2 separate regions of the Homo sapiens genome follow, and region 1 is linked to region 2. Evidence: chromatin loops called from intact Hi-C (ENCODE). Cell type or tissue: Caco-2. All regions are shown on one strand.

The links. Hi-C counts contacts between places; a loop is a spot of excess contacts. Peaks named below come from ENCODE experiments on the same cell type or tissue, not always from the same donor. Only the 100,000 strongest peaks of a DNase experiment are listed, where the experiment ranks them.
Region 1: a loop joins it to region 2, with 4 times the contacts of the local background. A loop is called at or near these places in 4 of 110 quality-filtered maps.

Annotation. Positions count from the first base shown.
Region 1 is chr3:122,096,511-122,104,510 of GRCh38, forward strand. It overlaps CD86 (CD86 molecule), which reads left to right. Exons shown (of 7, transcript NM_175862.5): 3 at 7,002-7,337. Among named protein-coding and RNA genes, the nearest start is that of CD86, 45 kb to the left of the region's middle. RefSeq lists an enhancer at 4,550-4,739 and a silencer at 7,782-7,851. In Caco-2, a CTCF peak has its summit at 5,244 (motif pointing right); a DNase peak (open chromatin) is centred at 4,265.
Region 2 is chr3:121,851,858-121,859,857 of GRCh38, forward strand. It overlaps EAF2 (ELL associated factor 2), which reads left to right. Exons shown (of 6, transcript NM_018456.6): 3 at 2,830-2,966; 4 at 5,154-5,299. Among named protein-coding and RNA genes, the nearest start is that of EAF2, 21 kb to the left of the region's middle. In Caco-2, CTCF peaks have their summits at 3,914 and 4,182; no DNase peak of the experiment used is centred here.

The DNA.
Region 1 (8,000 bases), 240 kb after region 2:
TTAATAATGTTAAAAATAAATAAAAAAACAAAAACAAGTAAATCAATTAATGCTTACCACAGGCCAGTATTTGATCCAACACTAACTCAAATATTCATTTCTTTAATCCTCACAACAAACCTATGAGGTAGGTACCATTATTGTTCCTGCTTTTTGCAAGAGGAAACTGAGACACAGGGAAGTTAAGTAATTTGCCTATGGTAACACAGGCAGTGAGTAGTTGAGCTGAGATTGAACTCACGCTGTCCAGAATCCATGCTATTAGTTATAATAGTGTACTGCCCTATAGCTTTCTGTTTCACAGCTACATGGCATTACTTTGTATGGATGTATCATTATTTGTTAAACCATTTAACTTATTTCCAGTGTATTGTTCTTATAAACAATGAATACCTGTGTACCTCTAATTTTGTGCACATGTATCTTTTTGTAGAATGAATTCTTAAGAAATTGAGTTGCTAAGTCAATGCTTAAGCCCATAATTAATTTTCTTACATATTACCAACTGTCCTCCAAAAAGGTTGTACCAATTTAGAATTTTACCAGCAGTAAATTCAGCAGTTAGGACCCATTTTCCTAACACTCTCGCGGACACTGGGTATTACCAGTATTTTTTTTAATACGTGCCAATCAAATGGGCAAAAAGAATGGTTTCTCACTGAGGTTTAAATTGCATTTCCCTAGTTATTCTTGAGATTTTTCCTTTCCTTTCTTCAACAATTACTTATTGAGTGCTTCATATTTGTAAGGGACAATTGCAGGTACTGGAAATGTCACAGTGAGGAAAAGTGACAAAGCCCCTGCTGTCATGGAGCTTATTCTAATGGGAGATGTCAGGTGCTCAGCTGAGCTGGGAGAGAGAGAGCTGAGTTGTCAGGTGTCAGAGGAGCCAATTATAGCAGCAAAACAAAAATAAAATAGTTCAGCTTTTAATCTCTTACTACGACGGTATAATCAAGAGGCTAAAATGGGAGGAAGGGCAGACTCTGCCTGTTCCATTTCCCCACATAGAGTGAGTATACCAGTCGAGGGTCAGGTAATCAGTGCAGACTTAGGGGGTCGCCTTACCATTGAAGAAGCCCCAAATGAAAGGCTCTAGCAGTTTTATGGACCTGGGGGTGGAGGAATCCAAGGGTGGGGAGAATTCATGAGGAAAATGAGGTGAGAGGGCTAGGAGTGGAAAAGTACAAAGTACTGAGTTAGCGTGGGGAATAGTGTCTTTAGGGCTAGGAGTGGAAAAAATACTAGGTACTGAGTCAGAGTGGAAAACAGTGTCTTCAAGGCAGGGAGTGGAAAAGTGCTAGGTACTGAGTCCGAGTGGAGAAAAGTGTCTTCTCTATGATGAGGAGGCTTCAGCAGAGGTGCCTGAAGACCTCACCCCAGAGCCTCAGATAAAGAGACCTAAGAATGAGGGTGCCTGGGCTAAGATTGCAAGTATGTGAAAAAGCATGACTGGCGGGAGGCTGAGATCTTGATTGCAGCCCCCTTCAGAGACTGCCATGCACTGACTGTGCACCAAGTCTGCTGTAGAAAGGGCAACTTCCTCAGCAAGGCTTGTCAGATTAAGCCTCTTTAATTGCCTGTGGTCAGGTCTGAAAAATCACACATAGATTTTTAATCAGAACCCAGACATCTCAGGAGAGACAGACAATAACCAAACATACCGTGTCATGTCATGTCATGATAAGTACCACAATAAATATAAGTCAGCATGAGGGACAGAATGCCCAGGATGCTATCTTCAATAGAATGGTTAGAGAAATCTCCCTGGGAGGTAGCATTTAATGAAAGACCTACATGAAGTGAAGGAGAAGCTATGAGACTGTCTGGAGGAAGAACCTTCTGGACAGAGGGAACAACATGAGAAGAGGACTTGAGACAGAGTGTGTGATCTTTTGGAGGAATGTCAAGGGAGGCAGTGTGGCTGGGGAGAGTAAGCAGGGGAAAGAGGCCTGATAGGTACTGGGGACCCAATTACATGAGGTCTTGTAAGGCCAGGGGAAGGACTTTGGATGTAGTTCTCAGTGTGAGGGGAAGGGATCTGGATATATTTTTCAGTTTGGTGGAAGGCATCAGAGGCTTCTGAACAGGAGGATTATGTGATTGGAGCTGTATTTTTAAGGGATCATTTTGGCTTGAGAAACTAGACCCGGGGACAAGGACGGAGCAGGCAGATGAGTTAGGAGACAATTACATTAGTCTCCTCTACCCTTTTCTTAACATATTGGAGTTCAGCTCTGGCTGTAGTAGTTCTAGATCTCCTCAGACACACTTGTGTAGAGCCTCTGTTGGGTATTTTGGGTACACAAATGATTCATCTTGGTTATACAGATGATTTAGATGATTGTAGACAGAAGAGGGTTGTCTGGTCATTCCCAGACAGGGGAGCATTCCTTGAGATAGAGTAGAGGAAGGCTGAAGGGGAGGAAGACAGTACCTGTTGCTATCTAGATAGAGACATCCAGCAGGAAGTTGAATACAGGTATCTGAAACTCTAGTGAAAGTTATAGGCTGGCAATAAGCACCTGGGAGTTATTAGCTTTTACTTGACAGTTGAATCCGTGGGGCTAGAGGAGAAAAACCAGGAAAGTATGGAGAATAAGAAGACCAAGAACATGCACTCAAGGTTACCAAAATTAAAGAGTGATTTGAGAAAATTAACAAGGAAATCAGAGATTGGGAAAGAATAGAGCATTTCAATGAGGAGAGATGCCAACACTTGCATTTGACACAGCGGTCAAATGAGTTGAGATCTGAAAAGAGCTCAAGCCTTGGCCATGGTGTGAAGTCACCAACAACCTTTGTCAGGGAGTTTCAGTAGAGAGGTGGGGGTGGGAGGCTGGGAATAAAGGCAGCAATTGCTGCTTACTCTTTCAGGGAGTTTGACTCCAAGGGAAAGAGAAACTAAAAGCAGTAGCACAAGGTTTGTGTTTGAAGTAATGGAGGTGAACCAGGTGAATAGCCTGGAGGCCGAGTGAAGTGAGACAGGACACTGCAGATTTGGAATGTCACCAGTCCGCACAACTGAATAATTTCCTCCAGAACTGCTCAATTGCCCAGTTGTAAGAACAGATATGTAGACCAAAAGTAGAGTGTCCCCAGGGTAAATTTTATAGAGACAAAGGGGTGTGTTTATTGAAGTTGTGGAAAGGAATAATTACAAAGACATACTATTGTTGCATTGTCCAATATAATAACCACTAGCCATATGTGACTACTTAAATTTCAATTAATTAAAATTAAATAAGATTAAAAATTCATCTTCTCAGTCATACTAGCTATGTATCAATTGCTCAATAGCCACAGGGGCTGGTGGCTATCATATTGTTCAGCACAGAGACAGAGCATTTCCATTATCACTAAGAGTTCTTGTGGAAAACACTGCACTACAGGGTCTGGATAAAGCTGAGGTCTTGATTAAGTTGAACAACAGTTGTAGAAGGAGTAAGCAAGAGCAAAACCTGGATGAATAGGAGGTTGTGGACGGAGATTAGTATATTGAGATTAAGATTCTAGGGACTGAGCTGCTCCAGGTGAAAAGTTTCAGGGTTATGTCATAAGAAGGTGGGGGGCAGCTGCTGAAATAGTCTGCGGGTGTAGACCTGTGGAGTTGACAAGATCAAAGAAATTTGAGGCAAGGTTGTTAGACTCATTCATGAAGAAGTCACCCAAATTGTTAGCAAGACCTTGCATCTAATGCCAAAATCCTCATTTAGCAAGGTGGTAGTGACTTAGTAGCTACAAGCAATGAGAAAGTCAGACACCTCAAAAGGGGAAGGTGTTGCTCAAAGTCCCCACAAAGTGTGATAAAACAAACAGTAGCTGGGGCTGGAGCAAGTGGCTTCCTTTGGGTGAAGCCAGATTTCACTGAAATAATAACCTCAGGGAAACAGTCAATGAAGGGGTTAAAGATGTGGGAGAGTTTCCTTGTAGTAAGTAATGGAATGAGGCTTTCAAAGGGCCAAGTAAAACTTTGGAGGAAGTTTAGTAAAAGAAGGAATTTTTTTTAGTACAGATAAGCATAGGAACATAAAGAAGAGATAATTCTTAAACATATAAGATATGCATTTGGGGATAGCAGCCAGGGAACACTGAAGTCCCAGTGGGGTCAGAGACTTCATAAGGCTAGCAAATTACAGTTTTTGAGTGGCATTCCAACAGTAGAGTGTATTGCTCAGGAAGTCCTTAATTATCCTTTGAAACAAATTCCTTCAGCTGATTACGAAGGCATCTAGCTGGATTCTTGAGCGACTTGTTCCTGACATCATAGCAACCCATTGTAACTAGACTTCGACCATTCCTCTTACCCAAGTGCTGGGGAAGGGAGAGATTCTCAATGCTTACCCACCTATGGAATCCCAGTAAGTCCAGTTGCTAGGTGGCTTGAGGTCTGGGGTCATAAAATGGAAGGCCTGAAGTCATTTGGTGATCACAGACCTTGAGCCAAACTTTCCCCATTTAGTCAGAGAAAGGATTAGCAGCATCCCCCATGCCTGGCTCTGTGTGAGATCATGGAAGCCAGTGGTTGGTGAGGTGCTATGGAGTATAAATTGCAAAATACTTTCAGTTCCACTCAGAATGGATTTCAAAGTGATTTCCACCCCATGGGGAGGAGAGGGAGTCTGAGGAGGGATGGATGGAAAAAAAATTTTCATGTCATTTTCTGTGATCCACTCTGGAGACAGAGGCAGAGATTCTCTACAACAGCTGCTCAAACTATAGCTCTTGTTAAAATGGAGGTTCTGAATCAGTAAGTCTTGGGTGGGGCCAGAGATTCCGTGTTTCAGACCAGCCCACATGTGACGTGAATCTCATTGGTCCATACATCACACTTTCAGTTGCTAGGTGAAGAAGGGAGCACTCGATGAGTGGAAGAGAAAGCCGTTGTAATCTTTGGGAGAAGGGGCCTGGGTCAGCGGAGTTAGACTGGTCTGTGAGTGGACAGAATGGATGGGAAGGAAAGAAGATACTGTGAGGCTCTACAGAAAAAAAAAAAAAAAAAAATATATATATATATATATATATATATATGTAAATCAAGAAGACAGAAGCAGCTAAAGACGAAGTCATTTCCAGGTCCAGAAGGCACAACTGACAGCTGAGTAATAACATAACATTGACTGTTAATTGGCAGAATTTTTAACTGTGTGTTTGGTTTCTCCATCAGGTCATCTGTCCTATATTACATGACAATTTAGACTAAAACCAGTATTTCCTCAGAGACAATGCTAGAAGCTTTTACAGTAGGGGGCACTCTTGCATTACATTAAGAGCTCAGCAAAGAAGATGCAGAAGCCTCAGGTTTGCCTTGTAAGGTGATTCATAAACACACTAAATCTTCCTTAGGTCTCCCTTTCACTGTCAGGGTACGCATATAGATTTTCCTTCCTCCCTCCAATACCGGTACGCATCCTCTACAGGTGGTGCATTTTATACCTCAAGTACTTCACAGGGTCCTAGTGAGTGTAGTGAAATAGGCAGTGATTCATATTTGTGCAAACTCCCACTGATGCCTGCTGTCTGCTTCCCTAAGAGTTCAAGACCACCACCAACCCCTTGATTATGTGTTCTCACTGGGCCACTCTGTACACAGTTTAGTTTGACAAGTGCATGTCACTGTTATCTGTCCTTCTATTCCCTCTTTCAAGAGAAACCACATCAATTTAATTACTCCCCCACTTAGAACTCTTCAAATGAAGCTCCTCTCATCTCTCTCATCAACCCATCTCCTCCCTTTCCTCCTCAATGTCAACATGCCTTCACATAAATCCTGAATGATGAAATTTTATTTAGAACTTACACTAACTTCCTCTCCAAGGTGGCATCTAACTTCATATTAAGTAAGAAACAGCCTTCCCACTCTCCACCCCCGCACTTCTCACCCACCACTGCTTACTTTTTTTTTTTTTTTTTTTTTTTTTTTGCCAAGTCTCAAGTAATTCTGTAACCTAGAAAAGGTCCTACACAAACCCCGTGATCATTCACATTTAAGTAGTTGGGTGGCCCACATCCTTCCCACAAACCCCAAAGTGTCCTCAAGGACTAAAGCCTTTCTCTCAACCCTTCCAGCATGATGTCTATGGTTGTAAAATTGTCCAGGGTCAGTGCATACTGGGAGCAGCAAGTTTGTGGTGCCTGGGGTTTCCCCAATACTCCCAAAGCACATCCTCACCTGCCCATCTATGATTCATTTTCAGCATTTCACTCATGTGCCTTAAATGGTCATTGACCACCACAATCCGAAAACAGCCATCAAATTTGCCCAGTTCTCTTTCTGATCTCTGAAAGAGCTTAGAGAGGTCACTGAAAATAAAGGCCTTGGTTCACTATCGAAGTCATTTCTAAAGCATTTGACATCCTTGGAAGTGCTGGCCATGGGAGCAGCAGTCATAGGGGAAGTTCTGTAAAGGGAGCTATTTGAATTTCAAAGATGTTACTCAACGTGATTCCCCAACTAATGAAGTATAATAAAGGGGGGCTATAATTTATTACCATTATCAGCAATCTTTTCACCATAGCAGACCAAGGAATATGTGGATGGGAGGGGAGGGGAAAGCTTTTGGTGATGGTGTAGAAGTTATGGAACCTGTAACAGCTACAGTGATGAAAACTAAAATTAAGGTTATAGGAAGGTAACTGGTGGGTGAATGGGTTGTCTAACTCTACTGGTTTTTCCCTGTCTTGCAATTTAAATTCACAGAACCACAGTACTAGAAAGACCCTTGGAACATTTAGTCAACCACTTCATTAATCAGATGAGGAAACTGAGGCTCATAAAGATTGCAGTTTGTACAAGGCCACACATTTAGTCAGCGGTGAAGCAAGGACAAAGGTCCTAATCTCCAGATGCCAAGCAGATGTGCACAGTTCCAGAGCTTAATATCTTATTCTTCAGCATGATTACTGATAAGATAGTATCTGGGTATTGTATAAAGAGAAATGGAGGTTTTTTCCCCTTTCCTCTTGTTTCTCCCTCCCTAATCCTTAACCTTCTTTTTTAGGTGCTGCTCCTCTGAAGATTCAAGCTTATTTCAATGAGACTGCAGACCTGCCATGCCAATTTGCAAACTCTCAAAACCAAAGCCTGAGTGAGCTAGTAGTATTTTGGCAGGACCAGGAAAACTTGGTTCTGAATGAGGTATACTTAGGCAAAGAGAAATTTGACAGTGTTCATTCCAAGTATATGGGCCGCACAAGTTTTGATTCGGACAGTTGGACCCTGAGACTTCACAATCTTCAGATCAAGGACAAGGGCTTGTATCAATGTATCATCCATCACAAAAAGCCCACAGGAATGATTCGCATCCACCAGATGAATTCTGAACTGTCAGTGCTTGGTATGTGGTCAATGGTGTGTGTTCAGATTCTTAGCCTTCTCAGATGAGACTGCAAATGAGTTAGAAAAACACTGGAGGGGGACTTGAGGGGCCCAGGGGAAAAGGGGGGTCTATAGAGAGAAGGCAGAGGACAGCCACTTCTGGGAAGTGCATTTGAAGGGAGTGTAGAGTCTGGGAGTAGGGAACTGAAAGTCTTTTGTACTTTTTATAGTCTGCTTCTGAAGGATCAGTAAAAATCTGCTTTGGGGAAAAAATAGAGCTAATTGAACAAAGATAATATGGCTAATTACCTATAGTAAAAACCATGGATAATTTGGCCATCACAAAGTTTATATAACCATAAAGGCCTCAGATGTCTTACATTCATTTTTTCCTTGGGTCCAAGATTTTTCACCTACTAAATCTTTGCCTGGAGCTCCTAGCAAAGCGGACAGCTGACACATTTGGGTTTTCCCTTCAGCCTCCTCTAGGTTGCTTATGAGTTGTTTGCTGCCACAACCATGAGCCTGGTAGACAGAAGGGAAAAAAACCCAACAAACATAACCCACAAACTTACAAACCAGCTCCTCTGCTTCACGAGACCTTGGAAGGCCTAAATGCCACTACAGATTTTTTTAAAACTATCACACAGTAAAATTATTTTTTTTTGTTTTGATATACTGT
Region 2 (8,000 bases):
GAGGCAATGATAGTTCATATGCTTAGTAGTTGTCTGGTACTTTAGTAGTTGCCTTTCTTGGGGTATTGAATAAGGAATGGACAGAAACTGAAGCTTAAAAGTTAGGAATGGTGTTCAATTTAATGAGGGAGAAAGTTTACATTTATAAAACTTGTTCAAAATGTAGATGGCAGGTGTAGAGATTATGAAAGATTTGTTTCATTTGTTACTTATGACCAGAAATTGTCTATATTATTCATATTTAACCTTCATTGAATATTTATAAAGGTCTTGATACTTCTTCAGGTGCTGAGAGCAATTTTTTAAAAATTAATGATTAGTTCTTATTTTCAGGAGCTCAGAGAACAATAATACATTGTAATTTTTAGATGTATTCCATTCTAATTAAGAGTACAGATATCATTAAGAATATCTTGCACAAATCTCTTATCAACTGTAATTTGGAGTCCTTAGGTAACTATTTTGGGGTATCTTACTTGTTTCAGTCAACACATCTGAAAAATTTACTTACCAGCCAAGTAGACCCACTTTGTTTGGTTATAATCATGCTCCTGACTCTCCAGCTTACCAGGGCTTCAACTAAGTGCTCCACATCTAACCGTTTTAGAGCTAGCCCAGACATGTCTTCATCTACGTGTTGTGCATTCTTGATTTTCTGTAGATTACTTTAGTCTTTGGGAGAGGTAAAAAACCCACAAACAACTGTTCCTTTATTTTACATTTATAATTTTCCCTCCATACCTTCAGAAATCTCTAACCTACCCATCTTTTATGGCATTTTCAATTACCTAATTTATCTTATACTCCTCCTAGTGCTCATTTAGTAAATCTCTAATGATTAACTTTAATATGATACACCACTTAGCCTTTTTAGAGGTCATCCTTTTCTAACCTGATCTAACAGTACTATTTTATTATTTTTGTAATATTTGATAAAATTATTATGATAAATCCATTAAAATTTAATGTACTTTTATAAACTCCAAAGACAAACATACACAAATAATTGTTTAGAAATACATATATGTGGGATAAAGCAAAAGAATGACAAACGTAAAATTCCTTCAGGTTTGATGGAGCAGGGACAAAAGATAGGGGAGGAGCATGTAAGTAGATGTAGTTTATTAGTAATGATCTAGGTTTCTTTTATTGCCAACAGAATTGTATAATGAATTACATGTACCCATCACTGAGCTTTAACAATTATCAACATTTTGCTAATCTTTTTATTTTTTAATCTAATGTCTTACCATTTTTTTCCTTGGCATATTTTATAGCAAATCCCAGACAATGTGCCATTTCATCAATGCTTACTTATGTATCTCTAACTGATAAGGACATTTCTATCTAAGCACCATGCTATTATCACAAATAACATAATTGATAATACTTCGTCCATAGTCACAATTTTGTGATGATCTCAAAAACGTGTTTTTTACAGACATTTGTCTGTAAAATGTCCTAACTAGAATCCAAATAAGATTTCTACATTGTATTTGAATATTGTATTTCTTGTCTCTTTTATTCTTTAAAAGTCCCTTCCTTTCTTCTCCACCCCTTTTTTAATTTATCTTTTTTAGAGACAGGGTCTCACTGTGTTGCCCAGGTTGGAGTGCAGTGGCTATTCACGGGTGTGATTATGTCACACTGAAGCCTAGAACTCCTGGCTTCAAGCTGTCCTCCTGCTTCAGCACCCATCCTCCACAAGTAGCTGGTACTACAGTGCCTGCACCTGGCTCTCTTCTCTTTTTTATGCCATTGGTTTGTTGGAAAAACCGTACTATCTGTCCTAGAGAATATACCTACATTCTGGACTTCAAATTACTTCTATCTGGATGTATTTAACTTGTTCCTCTATTCCTTCTATTTTCTATATATTGGTAGTTATATATCTAAGGGCAGGCTGGATTACAGATTCTTTGGGGTTTGATAAGAATTAAATTCTTTGGGGTTTTTGTGTGGTTTTTGGCAAGAGTATTTTATGGATGGCGCAGTGTACTTTCATATGACATCATTAAGCACATAATGTCTGCTTATCTTACTTTTAATTATGCTAAATTTAATTAGTGGGTTTAGTGTAAGAGGTGTTCCTTAATATGCATAGGGAGGTACTGCTTTAAGAAAATGCCAGATTTTAAAAATTAAACTTATAAAGCAATAAGAAAGAAGATGAGGAGGCTGGGCACAGTGGCTTCTGCCTGTAATCACAGCACTTTGGGAGACTGAGATGGGTGGATCACTTGAGGTCAGGAGTTCGAGACCAGCCTGACCAACATGGTGAAACCCCGTCTCTACTAAAAATATAAAAATTAGCTGGGCGTGGTTGTCCATGCCTATAGTCCCAACTGCTCTGGAGGCTGAGGCAGGAGAATCACTTGAATCCAGGAGGTGGAGGTTGCAGTGAGCCGAGATCGTGCCACTGCACTCCAGCCCGGGCAACAGAGCAAGACTCTGTCTCAAAAAAAAAAAAAAAAAAAGGAGGAATAGAAAATATGATTCAAGGCTCTGTTTCCTTATCCATAAAATATATTGGTTGTGTTCGAATTGAATCTCAATTACTCATTATAGGCCAAAGAAACAAATCTTTACTGTCCCAAGGTGAGTACCTCCTGTCTTCCCTTTCCTCAATGACAGCAGCTTTGAGATTTCAGCCTATCTTCATCTGTCTTTTTTACTACACTCTTTGGATTCAGGGTAGTAAATTTAGGTAGTTTATGGGTGACTTGAAGTATAACATAGAAGGAGAAACCCAGAATCAAGATTTCAAAGGCCTTCCCAAGTGAATTCCTATGATAAATTTTAAGTAATAATAATTAACTTTTTAAACAGGGTTCAACTCCACCAGTAACTGTTTTCAAAGGTTCAAAAAAACCTTACTTAAAAGAATGCATTTTGATTATTAACCATGATACTGGAGAATGTCGGCTAGAAAAACTCAGCAGCAACATCACTGTAAAAAAAACAAGGTATGTGGTTTAATGAAATAAATTATATTATAAACATAAATTTCTAAGGAAATGTCAATAAAAAATTTATTAAGTCACATTATAATATAGGAGTTATTTCTGTGTGGTACAAAAATGTTTTAATCTTTTTCTAAGTTTAAATTTGGTGGAGATCCTAAGCAAAAAGCGTTTTACCACATTACCCTGTGATATATAAAAGCTTGTTTTGCTTCTAAATGCTTTCTATAGGTATAGGTACACTTTTTATCCTATTGTAGATACTTCTGTATAACTGGATTGAAGGAAGCCATTATACATTCTCTAAAATAATTTCATCTTCATTAGTAAAAATTTATTGAGTACCTAGGATGTGTAAGGTACTAGAAAAAGGAAAGTTTGCTCTGCAAACACCTCAAAACTTCTGCATTTTATTCAGATAAACAGACTATTCCATTTAAAAAGTCAATAGGAGAATATACCCATCTCAAATCCTTTTTGGAAATAGGTAACACATTACTTACCCTGTAATATAAGGATGTTTGCTCTAAAAGCCATGCAAATAGTATAGACAAAAATTGCTCTAGGAATTAAGAAAAAGGAGAAGTAATGGTAGATTGGAAAATTCAGGGAGGCCTTTTTGATGTACCTTAAGAGGAGGTTAGGATCATAAGAATTACCTTGGGTGCTTGTTAAAAATTAGTTCCCGAATCCAACCTTAAATCAGGGAAGGATCCTGGGAAACTCTATTTTTTAATATCCCCTCACCCCTACCATCCATGCCCTGCTGTGATTCACACCAGAAGAAAGTTTGTGCAATACCGATTTAATTGATTAGAGAGGAGATGAGAATGTAAGACAAGTTTGATATCTGATTTATTCAGGGCCAATGAGTAAGACCTACTTGAACGGAGCAGAGGTTTGTCTCTGTACCTGTGTATACGTTTTGGAAAGTAGGGGGCGATGTTGATATTGGGCTAGAGGTAAGGTTGTAATTTTGTTGGTTGAGGTTAGTGCCATCAATATTAACTAAGAAATTAGGACATTATCTTGCTGGTAGTCGTTACATATTAAAGTCTTTTTAACCAGGGATTGGCATGTTTACAGTTTTGTTTTAAAACATTAATTCAGTAGAGAAACTGAGTAAATGAAACAATGTAGGAATCAGAAAAATGTATAAACCAGGATTTTTGAGGGCAGGAATGAAGAGAAAGTGAGGTTCTAAAGACTTTTTGAAGGAAGAACTGACAGGATTTGGTGACTGGAAATGGGAGAGGCAAAAATCAAGCATACTTTTATTATACTACACTCTTCTTAAAGATATTGAAAGAAAAGTATATGAATCTCCTTTATTATCATGCCTGTCTTAAGTTATGAATGGAAACTTTAGAAGTGATTTAGTTTTAACAGAAATGATAATCTTAGAACTTACGGAATATATCGTACCTGTTATACACTTATATTTTTCCTTTTATTTTAGTCATTTGTGAATATCTTATCTGTTCAATTTAAGCAATGGCTTTTTTTTTTTTTTGGTTGTTGTTTTATTTATTTTTAAATAGAGATGGAGGGTCTCGTTATATTGCCCAGGCTGGTCTTGAACTCCTGGCCTCAAACCATCTTCCTTCCTCAGCCTCCGAAAGTGCTGGGATTATAGGCATGAGCCACTGCACCAGCCTGGATTTTTGTTTTTGTTTTATGAGACAGGGTCTCACTCTGTCACCCAGGCTGGAGTGCAGTGGCGCAATCATAGCTTACTGCAGCTTCTAACTCCTGGGCTCAAATGATCCTCCCACAGCCTCCTAAATAGCTGAGATTACAGGTGTGCATCATCATGCCCAGCTAATATTTTTATTATTTTTATACAGACAGGGTCTCGTTATGTTGACAAGGCTGGTCTTGAATTCCTGGCCTCAAGTAATCCTCCCACTTCAGCCTCCCAATATGCTGGGATTACAGGCATGAGGCGCCAAGCCTGGCACTGGTTTTGTTTTTGTTCTTGTTTGTATCCCTCAATGGACATGTGTATCACAGAAATAGAACTTGATAAATACTTGTTAAATAATGAACTAAATTAATGTTTTAATTATGGAATATTATTCTAAAGATGTTTAGGAAAAGAATAAGTGGTCAGTTTTAGTAACTTTGTAAGTTAAATTTTTGTTACATTGCTGTCATACCTGTTTCAATATTTGATATTCTTAATTGCAGAGTTGAAGGAAGCAGTAAAATTCAGTATCGTAAAGAACAACAGCAACAACAAATGTGGAATTCAGCCAGGACTCCCAATCTTGTAAAACATTCTCCATCTGAAGATAAGATGTCCCCAGCATCTCCAATAGATGATATCGAAAGAGGTAAAATCTAAGTATATGTAACATCCCTTTATAAGAGATAATTAAGAAATGTTAAGGCCAGGCATGGTGGCTCACACCTGTAATCCCAGCACTTTAGGAGGCCGAGGCAGGCGGATCATGAGGTCAGTAGTTCAACACCAGCCTGGCCAACATGGTGAAACCGCATCTCTGCTAAAAATACAAAAATTAGCTGGGCATGATGGCATGTGCCTGTGGTCCCACCTACTCGGGAGGCTGAGGTAGAAGAATCACTTGAACCCAGGAGGCAGAGGTTGCAGTGAGCTGAGATTGCGCCACTGCACTCCAGCCTGGGTGACGGTGAGACTCCATCTCAAAAAAAAAAAAAAGAAAAAAAAATGCTAAATGAATTTTTTCATTTTAATTAACAGTGGTACTAATTATAAATGTTTACCAAGAGCATAATATTTTTTGTAATTACGCATTTTTCTGGGTAATGATGTAGCTTATGATTTTTAGTTTTATGTAAGCAATATCCATATAAGAGAATTTGTATCATTTTATTTATTTTATTATACTTTAAGTTCTAGGGTACATGTACACAACGTGCAGGTTTGTTACATATGTATACATGTGGCATGTTGGTGTGCTGCACCCATTAACTCATCATTTACATTAGGTATATCTCCGAATGCTATCCCTCCCCTCTCCCCCAACCCCATGACAGGCCCCGGTGTGTGATGGACACCCTGTGTCCAAGTGTTCTCATTGTTCAATTCCCACCTATGAGTGAGAACATGTGGTGTTTGGTTTTCTGTCCTTGCAGTAGTTTGCTCAGAATGATGGTTTCCAGCTTCATCCATGTCCCTACAAAGGACGTGAACACATCCTTTTTTATGGCTGCATAGTATTCCATGGTGTATATGTGCCACATTTTCTTAATCCAGTCTATCATTGTTGGACATTTGGGTTGGTTCCAAGTCTTTGCTATTGTGAATAGTGCCACAATAAACATACGTGTGCATGTGTCTTTATAGCAGCATGATTTATAATCCTTCGGGTATATACCCAGTAATGGGATGGCTGGGTCAAATGGTATTTCTAGTTCTAGATCCTTGAGGAATCGCCACACAGTCTTCCGCAATGGTTGAACTAATTTACAGTCCCATCAACAGTGTAAAAGTGTTCCTATTTCTCCACATCTCTCTAGCACCTGTTGTTTCCTGCCTTTTTAATGATCGCCATTCTAACTGGTGTGAGATGGTATCTCATTGTGGTTTTGATTTGCATTTCTCTGATGACCAGTGATGATGAGCATTTTTTCATGTGTCTGTTGGCTGCATAAATGTCTTCTTTTGAGAAGTGTCTGTTCATATCCTTTGCCCACTTTTTGATGGAGTCGTTTGTTTTTTTCTTGTAAATTTGTGTAAGTTCTTCATAGATTCTGGATATTAGCCCTTTGTAAAATGGGTAAATTGCAAAAATTTTCTCCCATTCTGTAGGTTGCCTGTTCACTCTGATGGTAGTTTCTTTTGCTGTGCAGAAGCTCTTTAGTTCAATCATATCCCATTTGTCTATTTTGGCTTCTGTTGCCATTGCTTTTGATGTTTTAGTCATGAAGTCCTTGCCCATGCCTATGTCCTGAATGGTATTGCCTAGGTTTTCTTCTAGCGTTTTTATGGTTTTAGGTCTAACATTTAAGTCTTTAATCCATCTTGAATTAATTTTTATATAAGGTGTAAGGAAAGTATCCAGTTTCAGCTTTCTACATACGGCTAGCCAGTTTTCCCAGCACCATATATTAAACAGGGAATCCTTTCCCCGTTGCTTGTTTTTGTCAGGTTTGTCAAAGATCAGATGATTGTAGATGTGTGGTGTGATTTCTGAAGCCTCTGTTATGTTCCATTGGTCTATATATGTGTTTTGGTACCAGTACTATGGTGTTTTGATTACTGTAGCCTTGCAGTATAGTTTCAAGTCAGGTAGCGTGATGCCTCCGGCTTTGTTCTTTTGGCTTAGGATTGTCTTGGCAATGCGGGCTGTTTTTTGTGTCTGTATGACTTTAAAGTAGTTTTTTTCCAATTCTCTGAAGAAAGCCATTGATAGCTTGATGGAGATGGCATTGAATCTATAAATTACCTTGGACAGTATGGCCATTTTCACGATATTGACTCTTCCTATCCATGAGCATGGAATGTTCTTCCATTTGTTTGTGTCCTCTTTTATTTTTTTGAGCAGTGGTTTGTATTTCTGCTTGAAGAGGTCCTTCACATCCCTTGTAAGTTGGATTCCTAGGTATTTTATTCTCTTTGAAGCAATTGTGAATGGGAGTTCACTCATGATTTGGCTCTCTGTTTGTTTGTTATTGGTGTATAGGAATGCTTGTGATTTTTGCACATTGATTTTGTATCCTGAGACTTTGCTGAAGTTGCTTATCAGCTTAAGGAGATTTGGGGCTGAGACAATGGGGTTTTCTAAATATACAATCATGTCATCTGCAAACAGGGACAATTTGACTTCCTCTTTTCCCAATTGAATACCCTTTGTTTCTTTCTCCTGCCTGATTGCCCTGGCCAGAGCTCCCCAACACTATGTTGAATAGGAGTGGTGAAAGAGGGCATCCCTGTCTTGTGCCAGTTTTCAAAGGGAATGCTTCCAGTTTTTGCCCATTCAGTATGATATTGGCTGTGGGTTTGTCATAAATAGCTCTTATTATTTTGAGATACGTTCCATCAATACCTAG